2 separate regions of the Mus musculus genome follow, and region 1 is linked to region 2. The links are chromatin loops, found by intact Hi-C in ENCODE. Cell type or tissue: gastrocnemius. All regions are shown on one strand.

Region 1 (2,500 bases), 220 kb before region 2:
GAGAGAGAGAGAGAGAGAGAGAGAGAGAGAGAGAGAGAGTGAATATGCCACGGCATAGGAATACAGCTCAGGTATCTATGTGTGTGCCTTTGACTTTGTTTAAGCCAGGCTCTCTTCTTGGTCACTGCATACACCAAATAGCTGGCAAAACTTCCAGGGATTCCCCTCTCTCTACGCCCCATCTCACCACAGGAGCCCTGGGAATATGGGCACACCACCAGACCTTAGCTTCTCCTGGGTTTGGGGGATTTAAATTGAGGTCTTTGCTCAGGCAGTGATGCTTCACTCACAGAGCCATGCCTGCCCCCAGCCCATAGACTGATACTTCCTCTTGCTTTTTAGCAAACCTTGTAATATTTTGCTGAAAGTGGCACAAGAGTATCAGAAAATGGAAGCTGAAGTATGTCTTTTCCTTCCTTCCTTCCTTCCTTCCTTCCTTCCTTCCTTCCTTCCTTCCTTCCTTCCTTTCCTTCCTTCCTTCCTTTCCCTTTCCCTCTTTTCCTCTTTCTTTCTTTCTTTCTTTCTTTCTTTCTTTCTTTCTTTCTTTCCTTTCTTTCTTTCTTTCTTTCTTTCTTTCTTTCTTTCTTTCTTTCTTTCTTTCTTTCCTTTCTTTCTTTCTTTCTTTCATAAGGTGGAGTATCACCACATAGCCTTAGCTGCTTGAACTCACTGTGTAGACCAGACTGGCCTTGAACTCACAGAGATCCACCTGCGTATGTCTTCCATGTGCCAAGTATGTCTTCCATGTGCTAAGTATGTCTTCCATGTGCTAAGTATGTAGTTCTTTAGCGTGTGGTTTCCATGCTGACCTGGACGGGTAGGCTTTTAAATGTTTGCTAAGGTGGCTTGTACTGCAGCTTCTCATGCCTCTAAAGTCCTTTCTCTGTCTTTGGTCATTCCCAGCTATTCCCTGTCAGACTGAGTCTGTCTTTCCGGCCTTTGTGACTATCATCTGTTTACTGCCCTTGGGCACTGCTGGCAAGCCAGGAAATACAGGGAGGGGATTAAATGGTCAAATCCCAGCCTCTTAGACCCTAGGACAAGGCTTGATGCAGGAAAGCTAGGGGGCGCCAGAGTCAGGGAAATGCCCTTTTTGCAGGTGGACCTGGACTCTGAAAGACCCTGGGGTGTGGTACTTCAAAGCAGAAGATGTTCTGATCTCTTCCACGGTGGTTGATTCCCTTTTCCTCTTCTCAAACCAGGACAAGAATGTTTTAGGCTCACAACTATGTCTGGTGAGTTTCACGGAACTAACCGACTCTGAGACTGTGTCCCCCGGGGTCCCTCACTCACGTGTGAGTCCAAGCTCTTCAGCAGTTTATCAAAGTTACTGTTTAGCATGATGGTAACAGTCCCCCGATTCCAGAATCTTCTATTTCAGGGAAGTAGCTCTTGTGTGCGCGTCTCTGGATTTGTTTGTGTGTCCTGATCTCAGGGAGCAGGAGCTCTTTGCCTCAGTTCAGGGAAAGCAGTGTTTTTCAAGCTGCCTAACCTTTTCTTGTACGAATGGAAGCTGTGGCACCCCAGCTTTCTACCTGCTGGAGATGACGCAGGACTTCTCATTTGTATTCGTCAGCTAATAGATTCTACACGTGGTATGTTCAATTAATACCCGAGAGATTTTTGAGCTCTAGTAAGTAGCACACATTTTTGACTTTTTACTCCAATTTAATTTTTTTTTATTTTTGTATACTTGTCTTAGAACCTATAACCCTGTTGAACTTATTTATTACTTCCATAAGTTCTTGGAGATTCCTTTCAGTTTCTTCATAGAAACCCATGTTGTCTGCACCTATGAGCAATATAATTTCTTTCATTCAACATCTTTATTTATTTTCTTTTTTAAGATTTATTTATTTTATGTATATGAATAAACTGTTGCTGTCTTCGGACACATCAGATGAGGGCGCCGGATCCCATTACAGATGGTTCTGAGCCACCATGTGGTTGTTGGGAATTGAACTCAATACCTCAGGAAGAACAAACAGGCAGTGCTCTTAACTGCTGAACCATCTCTAGCCCTTTATTTTCTTGTTTCAATGTGTCCACTGACCTCCGCATCAGTGGGAATGGGGAAAGTGGACATCCCTTTTTTTTGTTCTGCTGTCCCTCATCATTTGAGTGATTTCAAGGACAGGCTACAGGCTACCTCCGTTTATTATTATTATTATTATTATTATTATTATTGTTATTATTATTATTTTGTTATTAAGTTGAGATACTGAAAATTCTTGTTATGAATAAATATTGTTATTCTGTTACATTTTTCCCTCTCCCACATATGTTTATTGTGGTTTCTCTTCTATTTAAATCCTAAATTCCTTTCCGTCGTTGTCTTCTTTTACTATTGGAAGAAGATGCTCAAAGAACTTCCTTTAGACCAGACCTGCTGGCCATGAGTTCTGTTCTGAGACTGTCTCAACGCCTTCATTTCTGGGGATTTAAAATTTTTGTTTTGTTTTGCTGCATATAGAATTCTGCATTGACAGTTCTCATAAGT
Region 2 (2,500 bases):
CCTCAAAACTCTTATGTGAGATATGGAGGTTGTAATTCTTTATGTGTTGACATATCAGGAAAGACAATGAAGATGACCTATCCAGAGTCACCTGGCTGCTAAGAAGAGCTGGACCATCTGACCCCCAGCTCAGAAGGGTCTGTGTAATACCATGCACCGGGGCTTTTTGGTATGCCTGTGAGGGGGAAGGAAAGAAAGGGAAACCTGGGCACTCGTGGTGCCGTATGAGGAAACTTGCTCTCCTCCATTGATAGCCAGATGCTTGACCTGTCACTTCACCAGCTGCTTCATGGGACATTCATCTCTTCTGCCCCCCAGCCCCTTTGATTGCTAAAGCCCCACAGACCCAGCAGAGCAGGATATTAATTAGCCTACCAAACCTCTATGGGCGGCAGCTTGCTCTCCTCACCGAGGAGTCCCTCAAACCCTATGCCTTCGGGATATCTCTGTTCAGGCCCAGCAGCCCTGGGGCTTTTCTTGCCTCAAGACTGCACTGCTATCTCTTACCTCTGTCATCCAAAGAACTCAAATGCACAAAGAATTAGTGGAAGCCTAGAGACGAAGGAGCCAGCAGAACTCATCTGCCTGTGACAACTTGCATCCCCTATATAGTATCTCTGGCCAGAGTTTTTCTAGGTGCTAGTTGAAGAGTTCTCACAGTGGGACAGTCAGTGTTACCTAGGCTACCACTGACATGATTGACACTAACTCTGGTGCTGCCAGGGTCACATCATCGTTTAATCCTTGTAGTCTGACCATTTGGGGAAGCCAAGATGCAGAGATGTAACTTGTCAAATCTCATAAAGAAAGTGTTTCCAGTCTCTCAACCCCTATCTCTTCACAGACCCTACCAATGGACCCCTCCAAAGAGGTGCCCAGCGTGGTGACTGCTTTCTAAGGAGGCTTGACCAAGCAAGAAGGGAGGGCTCCCCTCCCCCATTAAGACACAAATGCACCTTCAGCCACATTAGTTTAGGCAGTGGTATCAGACTGACAGCCACTTGCAGTCTTTCCATAAGCTCGGTTTCACGGGGCTTTGTTTTGTAGGCAGTTAAAAGGCTCTTTTCCTCCTCCCTGTGTGTGTGCAGCTGGCCACGGGAGCTGGACTAAACATTCTTACCTGTTTGAGTCAACCAGCTTCCTGAGAGAAACTCTGCTGCTCAGGCTGACCACGAGGTCCTGCCTTGGGCTGGCTATATGCCAAATTTTGGCAGTGACGCCAGAGTGGCCAGACTTCTGTGGAATTCAGCATCCCAGGAGGCTCTTGGTGACTGGAGACAGATCCCGTGGTAGCCAAACCCCACAGGGAATAAGCCCTCAGCCCCTAGCAGACAGCAGGCTTGTGGGAGGAGCCAGAGTGTCTCAGCCTGGCAAGGGACAGTCCTAGGGGACTCTCCTCCTGGCTTCCTCAGCCCCTGAGAAGTCTTCCATCCCCAGCCTCAGTGGAACCAGGGACAGGAGAAACTCTTCAGGCGCCATCAAGGGTAGCCAAGGCACATTCCCAGGCTCTGGCCTCTCTCCCCAAAGCCTTGGGAAGGGCACTTTGGGGCTCATTTTATCCTTGAATGTCTCACGTGTGTATTTCTGTGACTGAGGAGAGCCAGGGTCAGCCTGCATGGTGGGTGCCTCCTGTGAGGCCTGAGGGAGAGCACTGGCAAGCACCAGTCTAGATGCTTCACATGACCTCGGAAAGAGACTATCAATAAGGTTGGGACCAGAAGGCATGCATTCTTTTAGGACATGTGGGGAACTGAAGGCTAGAAAGGTTAGTTCCACTGTGCTGGAGCAACTGGGAATCTTGGTATAACATCTTCTACTACATACAGCATTGTGAGGTGTAAAGGACAGGTCACATAAAGGCCCATTTACGTGGGACACAGTAAACACTCGGGAAATTTCAGGAGAATTAAGTGGCATGTCTAGGGAGAAGTTTTAAGAGGGGAACAGTGGCCATAGGGAACAAAGATTGGAGAGATGAGTGGGGAGGATTAGGAAGCTAGTTTAGAGGGACCCTGATGCATGAGTGGCGTAGGTGGCCACCAACTGGCTTAATGCTTAAGTGTGTATCTCAGTGTCAGAACTCAGAGCAGGTCTTCTGGAACCAGTTAGAGTCTTGGAAGAAAGGGATGTTTTGTTGTTGAAGGTGGCTGACAGGTAAGATGGGCTTCCCTGCTGTGGGGTACTAAGGATAATGCAAAGGCCAGGCCTGGTACTGTATAAACTTCTATACAGTTAGAGTCATGTCATCATTGAATGGCTGAGCACTGGGAAGAGAACACTTCTACTTCAAGGGTATTTGAGCTAAAAAGTGGCCCTAGGGAGCAGGAGAGACATGGCCAGCCTCAGCCACAGGGGCAGTGCGGGGCAGGGAGGAGAGACATGGCCAGCCTCAGACACGGGGGCAGTGGGGAGCAGGGAAGAGATGGCACTGAGGTGGGAATAGGGCTTGGGGCCTTCTCCTGAGGGCAGAGGGCACTGAGAGGGAAACGGGAGGCCGACT

What was found. Peaks named below come from ENCODE experiments on the same cell type or tissue, not always from the same donor. Only the 100,000 strongest peaks of a DNase experiment are listed, where the experiment ranks them.
Region 1: a loop joins it to region 2, with 2.2 times the contacts of the local background. A loop is called at or near these places in 15 of 42 quality-filtered maps.

The regions. Positions count from the first base shown.
Region 1 is chr6:115,048,168-115,050,667 of GRCm38, forward strand. No RefSeq gene overlaps it. Among named protein-coding and RNA genes, the nearest start is that of Tamm41, 12 kb to the left of the region's middle. In gastrocnemius, a CTCF peak has its summit at 1,063; a DNase peak (open chromatin) is centred at 1,066.
Region 2 is chr6:115,270,823-115,273,322 of GRCm38, forward strand. All of the region lies in intron 10 of Syn2 (synapsin II), which reads left to right. Among named protein-coding and RNA genes, the nearest start is that of Timp4, 20 kb to the left of the region's middle. In gastrocnemius, no CTCF peak of the experiment used is centred here; a DNase peak (open chromatin) is centred at 1,233; H3K27ac peaks cover 2,500 bases.